Regions from separate parts of the Homo sapiens genome. Here region 2 is linked to region 1. Evidence: chromatin loops called from intact Hi-C (ENCODE). Cell type or tissue: CD14-positive monocyte. All regions are shown on one strand. Each heading gives the region's core, and the rest is flanking DNA. Links, peaks and the distances in the headings are about the cores only.

Region 1 (11,412 bases), core at 1,917-9,916:
TATTTTTGGGCTCTGTCTCTTTCTACCCTGCGTTAAGCGGAAAAAAAAAATTCTGACAGTGTTTTTCTTCCTCTTTCATACCACCACCACCACAATCATCAACATAAAGGAAGTCTGTACCAAATCTGTAGGGGGTTTTTCCCACAACCAAGCAATAGACACCAGCTGGGTGTCCTACAATTAAATTCCAACACTATCTACCTGGAGCTACTGTCAGATCCCACAGGTTTAAGGGCTCATTCCCCAAGTCTGCTCCTCCAGTTGAGACACAAGTCACAAATCCAGGCTTCTGAAACTTCGGACCAACCAGCTTCAATCAGGGTTCCCACTACCCCCTCTTTGGGGGTAGAGTGGCTCATGGAACTCAGAGAAACATTTATTTCGGCTTGCTGGTTTATTATAAAAGCAAGGTTTATTATAAAAGATACTACAAAGGATACAGATGAAGAGGCACATAGGGCAAGGTACGGGGTTCCACGCCCTCCCTGAGTGCATCACCCTCTGGGAACCTCCGTGTGTTCACGTCTCATGAAGCTCTCCAAATCCAGTCCTCTTGGGTTTTTATGGAAGCTTCATGATGTCAGCATTCTTTCCTCCAGTGTATAGGATGGGATCCTCTCTGGGGAGGGTCTTAAGACCCACAATTAGAAAGGCAAGGGAAGATTAGAGTCCTGCTTTGGGGTAGATGAAAGGAAAGGAGAGAGATTCTGTTTCCTGAGGCTTAATACACCCAACATTATAACAAAGGACTGTAGCAAGGGCTATGGGAGTTCTGAAGCAGAAACCATGGGCTAAAACCAACATACATCTTAATACCAGATACCCTAATCCCAGTCCTAACTTCATTTAACCTTGGTCACATTGAGTCATTCCAGGATGAGTGGCTCAAGTATTTCCTCAGGGAAAATACTTCTGTGCCCCCTGATTTGAGGGTAAGAAGTAGATAATGAGGCCACTGTGGGTGTTATTTTTTCATGTCTGGACCTCAGCCTATATCCTGAGACTAAGTGGAAGTGGGAAAAGAGTACAAGAGAAGAGACAAAGTGGGGATATTTGTAAGGCTTAGATGAGATAGTGTTTTTTTAGAAAAAAACTTTATCTTACCATTAAGTAAAATGTTTGCCATAGGCTTTCTGGGGCTTTCTCTTTTTAAAGTCAGACTGTTGAAGGTTTCTTCTATTCTTATTTGTTAAGAGTTTTCTTTTATTGTTTAAATCATGAATGAATGTTGAATTTTATTAAATGCAGTTTCTGTAAATATTAACGTGATCATATTATTTTTATTCTTTCATTTACATAATTATAAATTAGATTAAGTTTTCAATGTTAAGCTACCCTTGCATTTATGAAATAAACCACGCTTGCTCATGATGGTTTTTGAACATTTATAATCTGTCTCACAGATTTGTTTAGAATTTCTGTATTTATGTTTATGTAGAGATGGCTCTGTTATTTCACTTTTCTCTACTGTCCTTGTTAGCTTTTACATAAAACTTAGTTTTCCTGAAAGGAGTTTGGAAGTGATTTTCTGATTCTATCCTCGGGTATTATATCTTTGTTAAACATTTAGAAAAATTTGCTAGTGAAGCCAACTGGATCTTGGGTTTGCTTTTTGGGAAGGCTTTTAAATATAGGTTCGATTTCTTTAACAATTATTAGACCTGGCAGTTTTCTTTTTCACATTGTTCACTTTTGGTAAACTGTGATTTTCAAATTCAAGGAATTTGGCCATTTCATCCCAATTACCAAACTTTTGTAATCACCCAGTGGGTTCTCCCTGCCTGCTGCACAGACAAAACCAGTTTACTGAGACTGTAGTATTGCAGTAAAGAAAGATGCAGTATTGCAGTAAACATGATGCTGGCCACATGGATGAACTGGAGTTATCAGTCAAATCAGTTTCCCTCAAGGCTGAGAGATTATGGTTTTTCAAAGATAGTTTGGTGGGCAGGAGACTAGGGAATGGGTGCTGCTGACTGGTTGGGAAGGCAATCATAGGAGAGTGGAAAGTGGTCCTCAAGCACTGAGTCTGCCTTGGAGTGAGGGGGTCACAGGACCACTTGAGTCATAAGTCATGAGCCCTGGTAAGGTCAGTCAGTTGCTAGAATGCAAGTCTGAAAAACATCTCAAAAGACTAATCCTAGGTTCTACAATAGAGGTGTTACCTATAGAAGTGATTGGGGAAGTCACAAATCTTGGTCTTTACTGCCCAGGTGTCTCTGGCCACATGACGTCTGGCAATAAAGGATTATAGAAACTATAATCCTACATTTTAGCAGAATTCAGACTCCTTGAATAATCCTAATCTTAGGGCCTTTCATTACTTTTCAGTCTCAGAGCAAGAAGGGTGTTAGTTAGGGAAGGCCTACTATCATCCTTGCTTCCATGTTAAACTATAAACTAAATTCTTCCCCAGTTATCTTAGCCTACAACCAGGAGTGAACAAAGACAGATAACCTTTGAGGCTAGAGGCAGGAAGGAGTCAGCCACGTTAGATTTCTCTCACTGTCAAAATTTTTGCAAATGTGGTTTCACTTATTGGCATGAGACAGTATAATAACTGTATGGTACTTGATATGTTTCTTTCAAGTAATGAGAATGTAAGCTATCTGAGGGCAGGTATTTTGGTCTATATTGTTTGCTGATGGATCCCAATCCCCTGCAAATAAGATAGTGTCTGATATGTGATAGGCACTCAATAAATGTTTATGGCATTGATAAACAATAATATCACTTAATGTCCAGTCAAAATTATCTCCAGCCCTCATAATATGAATCAGGTCAGGTCTAGTAAATTCCCATCCTCATGTCCACAGTATTTGTAAATTCCCAGCTGGCTTACATTTTCATGAACATTTCTGATTTTGAGTTTCTGCTTAAGTAAACTACTCTGGTTAACCATTGCCTAAAGACTTCATATTTAAATAAATAACTCATAACTCAGCCCTTTACCTTGCTTTCTGCACATAAACACTCAGAAATTGTCAATTCTGTATTGTGAACATACTTTCCTGATGCACTGGCAAAAGACACCACTCAACATGAATATCAGGCAATCCTGTTATCAGTGTTCTCACTCACCCCACTGCTTTACTCATTTTCTTCTCCTTTTCCCTTCTGTCTCTCCTAAAGTTATTGCATTTCCAAGGCAGAGCACTTTGCGCATTTCATTTGCACGTTTGACTCCTATAAATGCTTTAGAGTTCCCAGGAGGTGTATATTCTTAAATGCCCAGCCAAGGTGTAGCCATAGAAAATAAGGAACAAGGCTGGGCATGATGGCTGACTCCAGTAATCCCAGCACTTTGGGAGGCCGAGGTGAGTGGATCATTTGAGGTCAAGAGTTCTAGACCAGCCTGGCCAACATGTTGAAACGCTGTCTGTACTAAAAATACAAAAATTATCTGGGCATGGTGGTGTGCACCTATAATCCCAGCTACTTGGAAGACTGAGGAAGGAGAATTGTTTGAACCTGGGAGGTGAAGGTTGCAATGAGCTGAGAATGTGCCACTGCACTCTAGCCTGGGAGACAGAGAAAGATTCCATCTCAAAAAAAAAAAAAGGAGAAGAAAAAGAAAAAGAAAATAAAAAGGCACAAGGACAAAACCTAGATAGGAGAGCCAGGGCTTCCAGATGGGCTAATTAAGAGACTTCCTCCACTGCCAGGACAGGGGATTCTTACTATTCCTTCCCACTGGCCTTGGTTAATTGCAGTAGAACAGTGCCTGCTACATCCTCTCCATTTTTCTTTTCCTCTTTAGGAGTTTTCATTGTGGAGTCTCAATTCCCATTGCATTATGATATATTGTGGGTTCAGGAAACTGAGATTTTTTTTTTAAAGTTATGGGACAGTTACCACAAAGAAATACTTCCCAATGTATGTCCATGTGGATGGCTCACTAACTTCCTGTATCAGGCCTGGTCGGTCTGGGACAGCACTACTGCTTGCTGGTTTTAGATTTTTTGTTGCTTTGTGCAACTTAGTACTGCTGTTGTCAGGTGTTGCCTTGGGGACTCTCCAGAAACTCTGGTGAATATAGACAGCTCTCTGAGCCTTCAGGCTCCCCTGCAGCTCCTGGAGGGCAGGTTTCATTGTAATGAGGATGTTTCGCTATGAACAGTAGTCACTCTTTCTCTAATCAGGCCCCTGGTGACAGGCCACTACTTGAGGGCACGTTGTCCCTTGAGCTATATATGCTGCTCTTGTTACATGGGGTCTTGGTAGTAGTCTGGCCTGTACTGGGTATAAGTTGCAAAGTCCTGGTCTCCAGCCAGAGTGAGCTGGCCAGTATGGTGAAACTCTATGTCCATCTCTGCCAGGGTCCAACCTGGCCGAATGACAGATGAAAAATGCACTCTGAGACTGATATCCAGTGAAAAAGCAGGCTAGGGGACTGGGCAGCTCACAGACACCGAGGAGGGAGCTGTAAAGAGTCAGTAGCCACAGCCCCGACAAGCTGGCACTGTGGGCATTTATTCAGTACAGATTTAATGACAAAGGCCTGGAGTCAACACGTCTTGTGGGTAATTAACATTGTCACCCCCCACCCCCCAAGACAGCAGTCCTGTGCACAGATGATTAAATACCAGGTTCCGAGGCCTAAGTAAACTAACTTATCTAGATCAATTCCTTTACACTTCCTTGTTATCCATTCTGAGAAAATTCAGCTGCCTTCAGCCAAATCCTCTTCTGAAGCTATGCAAATCCCAGGCCTTCCAAGAAGGTTTGCATCCTTTTCCTATAATTTATCTTACAACTTTTCCCACCATCCTGACCGATCTCCTACACATCTCACTGATGAGAGAGCCACAGGATACCAGGCTCCTGGGTAGCAGCAATTCCCTCATAGTGAAGTCAGAAAAGATGATAAAATGCTGGGCTTCAGTGTGTTGATAAAGGAGAGCCAGGATGAAAGGATCAAGTCACCTAAGCCTAACCTGTAATATGGCAACTGCACAAGTCCCCTTGGCAATTTTCAAGAGCAAGTGCTGCTGAGGCCAGTGCCTCCTTGGTTGCTGCATTCCTTCCTGCTATCACTCCTTGTCCCCACTAGCCACTCAGAGGTCAAGTGGGGCACCTTCAAAAGGGAAACAACTGCCCACAAGGCCAGTGCAAATGGAGCTCACCCCCAGATGTTTTTAGTAACAATTTGTAAAGTCAAAACAACAGGGTGCCAAACCCAAGGTCATCTAGATTTTCTCCTGTTATCTTCTAGGAGTTTTATAATTTTGTCTTTTACATTTAGGTCTGTGATCCATTTTGAGTCCTATTTATCTGGTGGAAACCTGACTGACATAGCATATGCTTCTAGTGTTTAAAAAAAAAAAAAAAAACAGAGGAAAGATGAAGCATTAACTAATATAAATTAGTAGAAATTGAGTGGAAGAAATGAAAATAGTCTCTCTGTCTACTTTATCATGCCATTTTCTTTTTGTGTTTTTGCCATCAGCATATACATCTGTTCTCTAATCTACTAACTGAAAACATAAAAACCTTTTGTACCACACGCGTCCTCCTGAACTTTACAACAAATTTCTCTGCTCTCCTTGACAGCAAACTCAAGGGTCACTTCCAGTTTCTTTCTCTACTTCCTCATTTCACATTTTCTCCAGAACTCATTCTAAATGGGTTCATGTCCTGATTACTGCAGTGGGACTACTCTTATCAAGGACAACAGTGACATCCATTGCCATGTTACTGCACTGCAGGTTCAGACATTTGGTGCTTGCCTATGAATCCAATGGAGTAAATCTAAGTCATATATGCTTATCTGATAATGATGGGAATCTTAGGCCCCTAAGCATATATGACTCAGTTGTCCACACCCTTTTATTTTAAAATATATAATTCTCTTGGTGACATCACACTTGTTTGGTTTTCTTCCTACCTCAGTGATTTATCTTTCTCAATCTCCTTGACTGGCTCTTTTCTGACTTTTAAATGTTGGTGTACCCGAGGGCTCAATTCTAGACCCCCCTCATCTATTTGCATCAATGCAGTCATCCTAGGTAATGTGTTCCTATAACTTGAAATCCCATCTGTACATAAATGACTCCCCCTAAACATCCATCATAATCCACAACTTCTCTTCAGGACTCCAGACTGGTATCTACCTCCCTCCTCTGCATTTCCACTTGAAAACCTATGGGGCATCATCAAAGTAAAACTATCAATTTGATTCCCCCTGAAACAGTTGCTTGACAAATCTTCTACATTTCTTCCAAATTTAGGAAAAGTCATCACACTCTACCAAATGTCTTAAGTCCCAAATATAAGTAATTATTGATTCTTTATTTTATTTATTTATTTTTTATGAGATGGAGTCTCACTCTGTTGTCCAGGCTGGAGTGCTGTGGTGCGATCTTCACTCACCGCAACCTCTGCCTCCAAGGTTCAAGCAATTATCCTGCTTCAGCCTCCTAAGTAGTTGGGGTTACAAGGTTCATGCCACCCCGCCTGGCTAATATTTGTATTTTTAGTAGAGATGGGGTTTCACCATGTTGGCCAGGCTGGTCTCAAACTCCTGATCTCAAGTGATCCACCTGCCTTGGCCTCCCAAAGTGCAAGGATTACAAGCATGAGCCACTGCACCCGGCCTATTGATTCTTTTAATCTAATCCATCACCATATCCCATTGACTCTATGTCAAAAACGTGGACCAAATCTGTGTGTTTCTTTCCTGTCCACTACCACCTGACTTCAAACCATCATCATCCGGACCACTACAATAGTTTCCTAATCTTTCTGCATTCACTCTTGCTCTACAGCAATCAGTTATTTACACAGCAGCCAAAGTTTTTTTTTTCTAATATAAACATGATCGTGCCCATCTCTTGATTAACACCCTCCAATAGCTTCCCATCATGCTAATAATAAAAACATCTGAATCCACTATCTGACTCCCAAAGCCTCATATTATCTGGCTTTTGCCTGTCCTTCTGATGGTCTTCCTCAACAGTTTTTCTTTCATCGATTATGTTAGTAATTACACTAGTAATATCTTTATTTCTCAAACATACCAAATCATTCTTGTCTCAGAATCTTTGTACTAACTGTTGTCCTGCTTGGAATATTCTTCCTCTTGAACTTTCATGTGACCAGTTCATGTAATTCTAATCTCAGTTTAAACATAACCTCCTCAGAACATTTTTTTCTGAGTCCCTAAGATAACGTAGCCTCTCAGGCTCTCTCCAGTCTAGTTCAGCAAATATTTTAGTTCTTTTCATAGCACTTGTTGTAGCTTTTTGTCAATCACAAAATCACCTCCCTTCTCTCATTCTTTGCTGGTCTGAGAGCCTTTGACGCCTCTGTTTTTCTTCATCTATTGTAGCAGCCTCCACATTCATCTGTCATTTTTCAGTGAGAAAGAGAGTGGGTATCCAGAAAATGAGGTCTGAACCATATACAGCAGAGTTTGTTAAGCCTGAGGTAGACACCTGGTAGCCATTAAAAGATACAGAGCAATGTGATGATCTGCTCTATTTTTTTTTAATTTGTATTGAGTCTAAAGCTTAACCATAATTTTCTTTTTTTATTTTTATTTTTTATTTTTTTGAGACAAGGTCTTACTCTGTTTCCCAGGCTAGAGTGCAGTGGTGCAATCTCAGCTCACTGCAGCCTCTGCCCCCTGGGCTCAAGTGATCCTCCTGCCTCAGCCTCCCAAGTAGCTGGGACTGGAGGTGCAAACCACCATGCCTGGCTAATCAACCATAAAAATTTTTCATTTTTATGAAGTCCAACTTATTCCTTTTTTACAGATTGTGCTTTTGGTGTCATGTCAAAGAATTCTTTGGTTAGCTCTTGGTCCTGGACATTTTTTAATGTTTTCTCCTAAAAATGTAGTAGTTCTACATTTAATATTTAAATCTATAATCCATCTTTAATTATCTTTTGCAAAGAATGTGAGGCTTAGGTTGAGTTTCTTTTTTGTTAATATTTTTAATGTCCAATTACGCCAGTATCATTTGTTGAAAATAATATTCTTTCTTCATTGAATTTTTTACGTATGTCAAAAGTCAATATTGTGTGTGGATCTATTTCCGGACTCTATTGTGTTCCATTGGTCTGTCTACCGTTTAGCCAATATCACACTGTCTTGATAATTGTAGCTTAATAGCAAGTCTTGACATACTCCAATGTTGTTCCTTTTCAAAAGTAATTTGGCTATTTTAGTTCCTTTGCCTTTCGATATAAATTTTTAGAATTAGGTTAATGTTTTTTTAACTTGAATCACATTGAATCTATGGATTTGCTTGAAGAAGAACTGATGTCTTAATCATATTCTGTCTGCAGTACTCTCTTATTCAGTACTAATCTTTCAACTCTATCTGCCTTGTTCTTCCCAACTCCCAACTTTATCTTCTTATTTCAAAGAGTCTACCGGGCTCTACCTGTGTTTCCCCTCCTACTCTGTGGCCTGGGAACTCTCTCAAGTCAGTAATCAAGGCAATCACGGGAATCATCTTATTTGTTTCCCCTTTTTTGGAGATTACAATGCTATACTACCTGTTGTCCAGTGTCAGAAAACCATTCTTTCCCATTTTCCCTAGATTTTTAGTTGTTTAAGGTAGGAGCATAAATCTGGTCTCTCTTATGCCATCACCGCTGGAAGTAGTTATGTTGATTGTGTTTTAAAAAGTCATTTTTTGCTTCTGTTCATGGAGAGAGAGAGCTGTTTGCAAAAGCTAGTTCAGGCATCCAGACAAGAGATGGCATGAGCCTGTAGGTGATTCTTGGGGTGCATAAAATCAGCAGCACTTGGATTTTGCTTACCAAATGAGAGAAAAATCAATAATAAATTTTAGACTTGGCACTTAATCTACTGAGAGGACAATGCCTCTGATTCCTAAAAGAAAGAAAACTGAGGAAGGGGCAGGTCAGGGAATAGGAGAACTGGGGATACTGTTTTCAGAATGTTTAGTTTGTCATGCCTACTGCTTGTGTTCACAGAAATTCCAAGAAGTTGACTGATTTTATGAGGCTGGAATTTTGGGAAGTGGTCAGGGCTGATGGTTTAGATTAACAGTTAGGGGTACAATATATTTTTTTCTTTTAGTTTTAGTTCACATCGTAATTGTACATGTTTAAGGGATACAGAGTGATATGTTGATACATGCATACAATGTGTATAATAGTCAAATCAGGGTAATTAGCACATCCATCACCTAAAACATTTATCATTTCTCTATGTGGTGAAGATTCAAAATCCTCTCCTCTAGCTTTTCAAAAACACACAATAGATTTTTTTTTTTCTAGCCACTTATGTAGCTACAAAAATAGTACTGGAGTAGGGGCAGGGTCTTGCTCTGTCACCCAGGCTGGAGTGCAGTGGCACAATCATAGCTCACTGCAGCCTTAAAACCCTGGGCTCAAGTGATCCTCCACCTCAGTCTCTGGAGTAGCTGAGGCATGTGCAGCCACACTCCTTTTATTTATTTATTTGTTTTGTGGAAACAAGGTCACACTATGTTGCCCAGGCAAACTCCTGGCCTCAAGATACAGAGAATTAAAAAGCACAATCAAGTAACCTAACTGACATTTATAAACCATTTCTTACACCTAAGAGTAGGATATTTCACATAATACCCAATATAATTCTTTTCAAGTGCTGGGTTATAAAATAAGTTTTAATAAAAATCTAAGGCTTTAAATTATACTAAGTATATTCCATGACCATAATCTATCAAATTAAAAACCAGCAATAACAACATAACTAGCAAATGCCCAAATCTTTGGAAACTAAACAACATATATGTAAATAACCCATGGGCCAAATAAATCTTAATGAAGATTAGAAAATATTTTTAACTGAAGGATAAGAGGAGTACATTTCAAATTTTGTGATTTAAAGCTAAAGACAGTGTGCACACGATTTTTTTTTTTAAGACAGGGTCTTGCTCTGTCACTCAAGCTGCAGTGAAGTGGCAGAATCACGGCTCACTGCAGCTTCAACCTCTTGGGCTCAAGCAATCCTCCTGCCTCAGCCTCCTGAATGGCTGAGGTTATAGGCACTCACCACCACATCTGGCTAATTTTTAAATTTTTTTGTAGAGGTGGGGTCTTGCTATGTTGTCCAGACTGCTCTTGAACTCCTGGCCTCAAGCAATCATCCAACCTGAGCCTCCCTTACAGGGGAATTTTTACCTTAAGTGTTTTTATTAGAGAATAAGTGTGTGAACTCAATGATCTAAGTTTACATTTCAAGAAGCTAGAAAAATATCAAATTAAATCTAAAGAAAATATAAGAAAATAACTTTTAAAAGTGGAAATAAATGAAATAGAGATCAATAGAAGAGGAAATATTAAAGTTATGTTAAGATATCAATAAAATGGATAAGTTTCTAGCAATACTAATCAAGAAAAAAGAGAAAATACAAATGACCAATCTTAGGAATGAAAAAAGGAACATTATTACAGAGACTAAACACACTAAAATGATATTACAAATCACTTTATAACATTATATTTGACAATTTAGATGAAATGGACAAATTCCTTGAAAAGCACACATATGAAACTGTCATAAAAAGAATTAGAAAATCTAAATAGTCCAATACCTAGTAAAGAAATTGAATTTCTAATCAATACCCATTAAAAAAAAAAAAAACTTCAGGCTTGCATTGTTTCACCTGTGAATTCTACTGAATATTTAAGAAAGAAGTAACATCAGTCTTACAAGAAACACTTCCAAAAGACAGGGAAAAAAGGAACACTTACTAGTTTACTTTTAAATACATCTGTTCAATACAAAAATTGTGCTTGAAGAATAAAGTGATTTTTATGAACTGAAGTTAAAATTAATATTAATAAATTTTTTATTTTAACCAATATTTCAGAAAAGTTATGTTTTCACTGACATGGCCAGACATAACTGAAATCAGTATCTTTTTTTTTGAGACAGTCTTGCTCTGTTCCCCAGGCTGGAGTGCAATGGCACGATCTCGGCTCACTGCAACCTCCGCCTCCCTGGTTCAAGCAATTCTCCTGTCTCAGCCTCCTGAGTAGCTCGAATCACAGATGCCTGCCACCACGCCCAGCTAATTTTTGTATTTTTAGTAGAGATGGGGTTTCACCATGTTGGTCAGGCTGGTCTTGAACTACTGACCTCAGGTGATCCACCTGCCTTGGCCTCCCAAAGTGCTGGGATTACAGGCGTGAGCCACCGCACCCGACCTTGAAATCAATATCTTAAGTAATGTTTGGATCATGCAATTTTAAAGTGACACATACTTTACACATTAGTGGTTTTAAAAAGTTTTTCTCACATTGATGTCATGGCAATAAATGGAAGAAAAAAATACCTAGTTCTTGAAAACAATAATAAAAACCTTTGTTTCTAATGATTACTCATCATGTGGAAATTTGCAGTGAAACCAAAATGAAGCCAAGTAATTTAATTTCTACTCTTCAAAA
Region 2 (10,457 bases), core at 1,702-9,701, 220 kb before region 1:
GCGCTCTGCCAGGCCTGCTCCCTCCTGGACGGCCTGAACCGCGGTCGGCCCCGCCTGGCCATCGGCAAGGGCCGCCGGGGGCTGGACGAGGAGGCGACGCCGGGGACGCCCGGGGATCCGGCCCGGGCCCCCACTTCCGAGACCGTCCCCACCTTCTAGCGACTCCGGGCCTCCCGCCGGGATCCGACGCGCCCGGGTGAGGTCTGCCTGTAAATGACACTGTGAATAAACCCGTTACCTTACCTGGCCTTCCATGTGAGGTGGGAGGGGGATGGGGGCCCAGTGACCTGAAACCCTGAAGCTGGGACCCCAGACTTCGGGGTCTCAGGGAGGAAGGGTCTCGAGCTGGCCTTCTGGCTCTGAGGGAGGAGGGGGCTGGGGGGCCATCCTAGGTCTGAGAGAGGAGAGGACCAGGACTAGGGCTAGAGGAAGTGGGGCTGGGGACCCCAGGCATCTGTGGCTGAGGAAGGAGGGCCTGGGGTCGTGGACTCCTGGATCTCAGGGAGGAGGGGGCTGAACACCTTGTGATTCCTGAGCGAGTGGGGGTTGGTTGGGGACCTCCTGCCCAGTTCTCTGCTGGTTCTGGGTGCGCTCAGCATGGTCCTGACCCTCCTTGAGCACCAGATTCCTGATGTTTCCTGTTTGCCCGCAGTGGGGTAAGCGGAGTGACGTGACTTGATGGACACACGCCATTCACAGCCCCCGTCACGATGCCTCCCTTCCAGCGCTTCGTGTGCAGCGCGTGCTGCACCCTCATTTCGTCTCCTCCACGGCCTCACTGGCAGTAGCCTGAGCCGCAGTAACTGACCTGGGGGCTCCCACCAGGTTGGCCTGGCTCCAGAGCTGTCAGAGATTTTGGGATTGCCTTTCCCCCATGCTATCCTGTCCTCATCCATCACCACCTGAATCTCCCTTGCCGTCTCTTGTCATAGGTAAGGAGGGGCTGGTGGGCTTTGCAGACCTCTCAAGCTCTGAAGGCAGAGCTGCGCGAGCCTGAATCGCCGCTTAACTCTTCTGACCTTCTATTTCCTCCTCTGAAAATAGAAGCAACCCTCCCTCTCCACTCCCCCGACATCAGGGTACTCTTGGGAGGATTCAGTAACTTGGTTGTTCATATTAAGGTTTGGCCACCAGGGAGCTTTTAGTTTCAGGATTGCTGCTCAGCTGGTCCTGAAAGGAGTGAGGCCCAGAAACTTCCTGCCTAACCTGTGGGAGATTTGGTGTTCTCAGTCCCACCTCCGAGCTTTGCTGGCTTGCCTCCCTAGTCAGGAATGCCTTCCCTTTCCCATCTGCCTGCTCAAACCCTCCAGGGTCCTTACAGAAAGAGGACCTTCCTGATTCTCCCCTCCCACCCAGTCCAGGGCGTAGGGATCTCCCAAACCCCACCCCATAGGTCCCCCACCCATAGGTCCTGTCCTGACTCTGTGGCCTTCCCACCGTTTTGGGTTATGCTCTCCCTAATTAGACTGATCATTAAGGGCAAAGACCAGACCTCTCTCCCCATCGGACAATAACAGCATTATTCATCCAAGAAACACTTATTGAGCACCTAATGTGTGCAGGGGCTGTTCTAGGCACTGGTGAGAGAAAAAAGACAGAGTCTTTCATGGAACTTAGGGCCTTGTGGGAAAGACACCTATATAATGTCAGATAATTAGTGCTGTAGATAAGAAATAACATAAAGGGAAAAGGTGTAAAGAGCTGTTATTTTAGTTTGAAAGGCCAGGGCCTCTTTGAGAAGGTGACTTTGGGGCAGAGATCAAACAAAGCAAGCGAGGTTTCTAGCCATGATAGAGAAGCTAATGTCAGAACAACACTTCCACACTAAGACTGAGACCAAATGGAAAAACAGTACACACATACACACACAAAAACAATCTGATGACATTGGAGAGCTACCAAGTTGGCCAGGATCGCAGAGAAAAGGGAAGCTCATTCTCCTGGAGGGGCCAAAAGGCTAAGGAAGCAAGCAGAAAGCAGAGGATAAGAAGATGGGAACCTGAGTTGAGCTTTCAGCAGTGTTATGGCTGGGGCTGGAGACAGAAATCATGGTGGCCAGGTGCAGTGGCTCATGCCTATAATCCCAGCACTTTGGGGTGCCAACGTGAGAGGATCTCTTGAGCTCAGGAGTTTGAGGCCAGCCTGGGCAACATACAGAGACCCTGTCTCTACAAAAAAAAAAATTAATAAAATTAAATAAATACAAATAGATCATGGAGCCTGGTGCTACCAAGGTAGACAGGACTTGAGGGACCAAAACCCTGGAAGGAAGGGAAGATCACTGAGGTGAGCCCAACATGTTTAAACTCTCCTCTCAGCAGTCTGATGGAACTGGGTAAGCCAAATTTGATGTTCCGGGTCTGATAAGGAGAGGCCCAGTAAACACCCCAAACCTTCCATTAGAACTCAAGAAGGGTTACAGATTAAAAGTAAGGGTCGGCCGGGCGCAGTGGCTCACACCTGTAATCCCAGCACTTTGGGAGGCCAAGGTGGGCGGATCACGCGGTCAGGAGATCGAGACCATCCTGGCTAACACGGTGAAACCCTGTCTCTACTAAAAATACAAAAAATTAGCCGGGCGTGGTGGCGGGCGCCTGTAGTCCTAGCTACTCAGGAGGCTGAGGCAGGAGAATGGCGTGAACTCAGGAGGTGGAGCTTGCAGTGAGCTGAGATCGCGCCACTGCACTCCAGCCTGGGAAACAGAGTGAGACTCCGTCCCCCCCGCCAAAAAATATGGGTCAACTGGGAGTAGACCTGCCCACAAAAAGACCAAAACCCATCTTCAAACTCACTCAGCCTGGGGCTGGCTTAAGGGATCTGTCCCTATTCCACTTGCCAGAAAGCAAAAATAGGGTAGCCCTAGCCACATGAGCCGATTTATCTTTAAATTAATTAAAATAAAATTAAGGATTAAGTCCTCAGTCACCCTAAACACCTTTCAAGTGCTCCTTACCACCATATTGAACAATGCAGACACAATGCCTCCATCGTCATGAAAGTTCCATCGCACAGTGCTGTTCTAGACTGTACTAGAATCCAGAGGAGGAAAATTTCAGTCAGAGCTCAAAAAAATCTCTGCAGTTTTTCAAACAAAATACTAGAAATTCAACTAAAAATTAAAAAGTTGACAAGCATGCCAGGAGATATGACAAAATTGTTGAATACCAAGAGGCTGGGCATCAAGCACAGATGTATTTACAGGTGTTCTAGATATGAGTTTTAGGTATGGACTTTAATTGTCATCACGTAAAAACAGATGCTAAAATGGAGAGTTTCACCATTGTATTGGATTACATTTTTAAAAGAACCATTAAAATTGTGAATGTGATTAATAATAATAACCAGGCAGAATGGAGTAACTAGTACCAGACTTACCCTCCTGCTGTAAACAACTATAAAATAGCATAATGTATTAGGCAGTTTTCCCTGCTTTGCTCCACATGCAGGCCATCTTCCCAATTGCCAGCCCTGGGGATGACCAACACCAGCCTCAAATCTACCACCACCTGCTTGGCTGTGTGCTTACAGAGGTAGTAGCTACGCAGGCAACAGTTTTCCATAGAACTTTCTGAGATCCCCCTTTGGGGGTCCCATGGTAACAATGGGCATACTTGGCTTTTCATATATCCCTGCACGCTCTGTCTTGCCTACCCACACCTGTTCTTCAATGGAACTGCTTAATGATGCTCTCATGATCATCCTGCCTTCTCCAAAGCATCACTTTCCAGCTCTACCACATTTGCATTAAGTTCTAGGTCCTCTAGTGAGCGCTCTATTCTCATAAAACTCTTGGCTGCTGTTTCCCTGGCCACACTCTTGTCTGGTGGAGTGATGAAAACCTATGGAGATAATTTTAAGCTCTGGGTCACATTATCCTTCTTCAGGGCATATTTACTGTTGCTTGTGGCAAGCCGACCACTTCAATTTGATCAGATATTGAGGAAATTTGGTCTGGCTTTAATCCTTATGAGGTATCATCTAGTTCCAACTCATCCTTACTCTACAAGGTCCCAACCACAGCACTACAGTGTTTACCATGGCCCTTTTTCCTTGGCAAGCCCTCAGCCATAACTTTTATCATTCTATCCCCATGAGATTCAAATGTTCTACTTAGCTTTTCAGTCTATGCTTGGAATCAGCAACCTGTTTCATCCAAAGGATTGGGTTGTGGAAGACATGAAGGACCCTGAGCTGAAAGCAGAGGACCCAGCTCGGGGCTGATCCACAGGCCACTCCTGGTACCATACCCTCCTCTGTTCCCCAGGTCCTCCCTCTCCCTGCAAGTGCTGACCCAGACACCTGACATTCACATCCTAGGTATCCTGGAATCTGGGTGCAATGGGGCTCTGACTTCCCCATGTCAGAGCCTGCTGAGGATATAGGACACCCAAGAACTGTTACTGGGAATGGGTCACCCTGAGACACACCTCCCTCCACCCCCACACACACTTATTGTGGTTGTGATGATCAGAAGAGCTTGCACCTTGCACTTTTCTCACTCCAGGATCCCCAGATGGACCCAGATCCAGTTCGTGGCTATTGGTTCTGGAAGGGGGCCATCCTCACCTGGATCCTCCAGTACCAAACATAACAGAGTCTAAAATGTGAAAGAAGAAGGCAATGGCAAATCTACCTTCTCTGAGGCCTCCAAACTCGCAACTGGCCCTCAAGGATGAGAGGTGCTCAGATATGGGACACGGGAACACCTAAGCTCTCTGTAAGTAGAGTAGTACTCTACCTTTCACATTTAGAGGTTATGTTTTCTATTTGTGACAATATCTCACTAAAAGTCTTCTCCTCATGAGGGAAAAATGTCATGCTCCCCTCCTTCTTGGCATCTCTGTTGCTCAGTGAAGGTCCCCAAGGAGGTGGAATCAGCCTACGGTTCTTGGTGTCTCTTCTGCAGCTTTTGACCTGGTCTATTTGTGGAAATAGGAGGATCATGGAAATGGAAATGTTGACCTCTTCCACAAACCAAAAGACATAGGCTCTTCTAGAGTAAACACAAAAATTTCAAGATGAGAGATCAAAGCATGAGAATACAGAGGCAGTTTGTCCTGTACCACATCTTCAAATCTCAGACCTGCAGCTTCTATCCTGCATATTTCTCCAAGCTGTACCCCAAAATGATGACGAAGGACCTTCTGTGAAGTCACATTTCCTGCAATCCTCTTGTCCCTGCACCTGCACAGCAGGGGCAACAGCAGCATCTTGGGTTTGGAGGGGGGTGAGTCTGGGACTCCTGACATCGCCTGATGAGTCTCTTCTACCTGGAGATCAAGGCAGCTACAGAAAGAGCACAGCTAGAGACTTTTCCTGGATTGAGCTGCTCCAAGTTCCTCTCTCTGTTAGGAGTCCTCTTCCCTCAAACAACTACCAGGGAAGTGAAAGCTGACCTCCTTTTACCCCAGGCCTACTGATAACCTGTTCAGTGCCCCCTGCCATCTCATTCCTCACTCAGATGTTGCCTCCTCCAGGCATCCATTCCTACCTCTCCTCAGAAAATGAATGGGGCATGCCCCACCTCTTCTCTGTTCACTTGGAACTCGGAGATCTCTCTCAGAGCAGAAGAGTGTAGGAGCCCTGAAACTGAATCTTCTGCCCCTCCACCCATCACACAAGAAGTCACGAGAAGGTGGAACTGAAACTCACCTGCAAGGGGGGCCCTTCATGGTCAGAGACGGTGACTCAGAACTGAGGCCCTGGCTCCAGCTTCACACTCGACTGTGATGTTTGTGGTTTTTCTGGTGTCAATTTGAGTTCAGAAAGTCACTGAATTTTTGTATGTCTCCTCGCTTATTCTCAGGTTTCTGATAAGCCCTTCACTCACACCTTCAGTGTGAGTTTTGACTTCTTGACAGTTCCTCCAGCCCTATGGGCCTCCCATCTTCACAGTATTTATCAGATCTCTCCCTCCTTAACGCACATCCATTTTACCCTGACATTGCCTTGCCTGTTCTGCCCTTCATGACAACTCTCTCCATCCTGTGGTCCACTGAGGCCCCAGGATCCTTTTCCTAGTCTAAACACTTACTATTCATGTAGAATGAAGGAAAACTTAGAATTTATTTCTGTGACCCCTCAGCTCCAAATATAACTTCACAACCAGCCTTCTAATAGATCCTTCATTCCTTCATTTGAGCTGATTCAGGATTTGGCACAGAGTCAGGTATGGAAAAGGATCACATATCATGTTCTGTTTTTCAGAACACCATGACAGGACAAATAAGGGATTCAAAGCAAGAGCAAATTATCAACTCACTGGAAAAGGAAGGGAGGAAGAGATGGAGCCTACCACATAGAAGGTTTCCTGGAAGGAGTGAGGGCAGAGTCAGCCCAGAGAGGCAAGGATCCCAGTGGCCTGTGAGAAATGCACCATCTCTCTGAAGTTAAGTCTTCTCTTCCCTAAAATGAGGGGGACTTCAGAAGAAGACTGAGGAGGAGTTTGAATGTCCTCTGACCAGCACCTCTGTCCTGCAGCACAGAATGTAACCAACTCTGCTTTCCAACCTTCTTACCTCTGCATTTGAGACAGGACAGAGTTCTGCTCCCAGGGGGCGCTCCACCCGCCATGCCCGATTTGGGGAACAACTAGCCCAGGGTTGGCGCTGTCCATGGTTCTGCACCACAACTGTGCTCTGAGTTCAGGAAACTCCCAACTCTGCCATGGACACGAATTTACAAGCACACGGTTCTGAGCTGTAGGCCAGCGGGGCACCTAAGTCAGAGAGGCTTCGAAAAGGCTGGGTCCCTTTTGGGAAGGAGAGGCCAGGGAAAGAGACTTATCGCTGTGCTTTTCCTCTCACTCCTCTTGTTGAGCTAAGGATCATTCTTTTGAATTGTAGTACCGGCCTGGCTAAGGGACAGGGAAGAACAAGGTATTTTTCTGAAGTTCCAGATTATGCTGATGTTGCTGGCTCTTGGACCACGCTTTAAGTAGCAAGTCCGTGCCTGGATCTCCTCTCGGATAAGGGTTTAGGAAAGAGATGGACATTCACTGAAGCTCCCCAAGTTCCAGACTCAGGGCTGTGCTTTTCTATATATGCCTCATTTAATCTTCATAACCAACCTAAGAGAGGTTTGGTTAATAATTCTCATTTGACAGAGTGGGAAACAGAGACTGGATGTATACGCGATTTCATGGGGTCTCACATTATTGGTGCATATATATATGTGTGTGTGTGTGTGTGTGTGTGTGTGTGTATATTTTTTTTCTTTTTTTTTTTTTTTGAGACAAAGTCTCACTCTGTCACCCATGCTGGACTGCAGTGTCATGATCTCAGCTCACTGCAGTCTCAACCTCCAGGGCACAAGTGATCCTCCCATCTCAGCCTCCTGAGTAGCTGGGACCACAGGCACCTGCCACCATGCCCAACTCATTTTTGTTTATTTTTTGTAGAGATGGGTTCTTACTATGTTGCCCAGGCTCTTCTTGAACTCCTGGGCTCAAGCGATCATCCCATCTCAGCCTTCCAAGTAGCTAGGACCACAGGTGTGTGCTTCCATGCCCACTAACTTTTTTTTCTTTTTGTAGAGACAGGGTCTCACTACATTGCCAGACTCGTTCCAAACACCTGGGCTCAAGTGATCCTCCTGCCTCACTCTCCCAAAGTGCTGGGATTACAGGCATGAGCCACTGAGCCTGGTGATATTTTCCACTGTGATGTTGTCAAATCTATCAAGATTTTTGGTAAGAAGGATGAGTTTTTATTAACTTTTTGTCATAATCTCCTTAAAGAAAATTATTTTTTCTTCAAAAAATTTAAGAAAAGATGACTATCAGAAGATCAGACATTTCCTAGCTTGCAATATTTTTCCATGTTTGTGTTATCAGAAATATACTTACCATTCACATTGTGTGATCATCTGTTATGCTGAGAAATAGAACATGCGGGCACCCCAGGAATCTTAGAACCCCTCTTTGTTTCCCACCCTCCCTGACCTTCTTATGAGTACCACCTTGCTGATATTTGGGATTATCCTTTTCCCTGCCTTTGCCCATAAGCATAATACCTGTGTATATATTTTTAAGCAAGAATAATTGCTTTAAACATTCACACAAATGGAACAATGTGGTAATGTGTATTTTGTATGGCCAAATAGGACTGCACTAGCTTTCCTTTTATTAATGTCGGCATAATATACTTTCACTTTTGGCCTTCTCTATCCTTGTACTTTACGTGTATATGTTGTAAAGATCATATACTTGGAATCCATCCAAGTGGACTCTGTTTTAAACTGAAGCATTTATCCAATTATATTTAACATAAATATCCCATGTTATATTTTGTTTTCTGTATGTGTCACCAATTCTACATTACTTTATTTCTCCGTTTTGTTTGTTTGTTTTGTTTACTAAGTAATTTTGTTGTTGTTTGGCTTTTTGTTTGTTTTTTGAGACAAGGTCTCACTCTATCACTCGGCTTACTGCAGTCTCCACCTTCCGGGCTCAGGTGATCCTCCTGTCTCGGCCTCCCAAGTAGCTGGGACTACAGGCATATGCTACCATGCCTGGCTAAATTTTTTGTACTTTTTTGTAGAGGTGTGTTTTGCCATGTTGCCTAGGCTATTCTTGAACTCCTGGGCTCAAGTGATTCTCCACCCCTCGGCCTCTCGAAGTGCTAGGATTACAGGTGTGAGCCACTGCGCCTGGCTGGTTTACTAAGTTTTTAATAGTATACCTTTAGTGATCACTAGGTTGAAAGTTATATATTATGATTCTGTTCTTTTAGCCGTCATGAGAAAAATTTACAGCATGCCTTATTAACCTATCAAAGTCTTTAGTAAATGAAAACCTCTCTCTCCTCCTGGATAATATATGGATATTGGGACATGTAAAATACACTTACCTTGGTACTTAACTATTGTGATTGTCAGGAATTCTAAACTATCTTTTGTTTTTATTAAAGCTCCCCCATTTACTTGCTCTGAAAGATCATTATTGCTTTCTCATTTTTGAGTTGACTTTACTGAGTATAGATTGCAAATTGATGTTAGAAATAGTATTTGCCTTCTTCTACTCTCCAGGTTGCTACTGATAATTCAGTTGTCAATTAAATGACTTTTCTTTTGAAGGTGATCCTTTTTCTCTGGTAGCTGTTCAGATTTTTTTCCTTGTCTTCAGTTTTGATTCAGCCTTACCTTGACACAAACCCAATGTAGGGATGGTCTCTTTTGACATTTGCAACCTTTCGCTGGGCCACAGACTTAACCTTCATTTCCAGAGCCACATGCAAGACCAAAGAACCAAAGCTTCCTTTTTCAATATGAGCAAATGCCCCTGGGAATTTTGGCTTAGTGATTCTGCTTACTTCTCTGGGTTCAGCCTTTCCCCAGAATTTTGGCCTAAGTTTCCATTTTCTTTTCAGGCATTCTATACTATTTAAGGGAAGGATTCTTTTTCTACTCATTTTTTCCCCAAAAGATTTTATTATTTTCAACACAAGGCTTGATCAAAATTATCTAACCTGTCATAACCAAAACAGTAGTCACAATTCACCTTCTTTACAGTGATGAAAATGAAGTTTGGGTGGTAGATATTGAGAATCAATGTCCTCCCAGTACTCCACTGGAATTATCCACTCATTTCCTCATGACCACTTGCTGAAGTTTCTAACATTGTCATTTATCTGGGTTTGGAGATACCCTAGATAAGTAACTGGAGAATTTTTAGCTGCTTTTGGTTTAGCATTTTAAAAAATAAATTAGTTCAATTTTAGAGGAGGGAGAGTATAAGTTCTTTCTTCAGTCCACTCTTCCAACTCAAGACCACCCATTAACTCATGTTTGGAGGAAAAGATAGTGTAAGCCAGATGAAAGCAAGGAGGCATGGCTTCCAGGAGGAGGAATCTCAAATTGCAAAGACAGTGTGGTATGAACCAGCATGAAAGGCTTAAGGAAGGGTTAGGCAAGAGGAAAGTATAAATGAATAGATAGCAGGGAGATCATGAAGGACTTTATGTGTCAGGGGAGATGCTTGTGATATATTGTCTAAGGCCAGGGGGCCGTGAATGGGTTTGGGCAGGAAAGAGTTAGACTCAACTCTTTGGCTGTTGGAAGGATTCCTATGGGTCTCATAAATGAAGGACTGGAGCCAAAGGAATATGATGCAAGGATTGCAGGTAAAAGTGGGCAAAGATATGACTCTGGCAAGGATATAAGATCCCACATCATGAACCAAGTGCCAGGCTGAGGGGCTGGTCTTTCCTAGGGAGTCTTCGAAGAGTTTTGGGAAGGGGAGTGACACCAACATATTGCTGCCCTGTTTTTTGTGCCTGGTCATCCCCAGCCTTGAGAGAACTTGCCAGCAGGACCTTTCTATTCAAGGAAGAGAGACCAGAAAGCACTGAGCACAACGCCCTGTTCCAGGACCCATGTTGGTTGATTTCCATGTGTTGATTTCTTTAATGTTCACAACAACCTTTGAGGTAGCATGCATGATCTCTGATTTACAGAAT

What was found. A loop is a pair of places that touch in the nucleus more often than their neighbours do. Peaks named below come from ENCODE experiments on the same cell type or tissue, not always from the same donor. Only the 100,000 strongest peaks of a DNase experiment are listed, where the experiment ranks them.
Region 2: a loop joins it to region 1, with 6 times the contacts of the local background. A loop is called at or near these places in 1 of 110 quality-filtered maps.

What each region holds. Positions count from the first base shown.
Region 1 is chr19:51,824,820-51,836,231 of GRCh38, forward strand. FPR3 (formyl peptide receptor 3) reads left to right here. Exons shown (of 2, transcript NM_002030.5): 2 at 1-1,371. It also overlaps a transcript of ZNF577 not described here. Among named protein-coding and RNA genes, the nearest start is that of FPR3, 35 kb to the left of the region's middle. In CD14-positive monocyte, for the core only: CTCF peaks have their summits at 5,686 and 5,885; a DNase peak (open chromatin) is centred at 5,642; H3K4me3 peaks cover 702 bases; H3K27ac peaks cover 1,639 bases; H3K27me3 peaks cover 383 bases.
Region 2 is chr19:51,601,551-51,612,007 of GRCh38, forward strand. SIGLEC5 (sialic acid binding Ig like lectin 5) reads right to left here. Exons shown (of 9, transcript NM_003830.4): 9 at 9,410-10,457. It also overlaps the pseudogene LOC339352. Among named protein-coding and RNA genes, the nearest start is that of LINC01530, 12 kb to the left of the region's middle. RefSeq lists an enhancer at 5,504-5,863. In CD14-positive monocyte, for the core only: a CTCF peak has its summit at 6,551; a DNase peak (open chromatin) is centred at 6,601; H3K27me3 peaks cover 1,666 bases.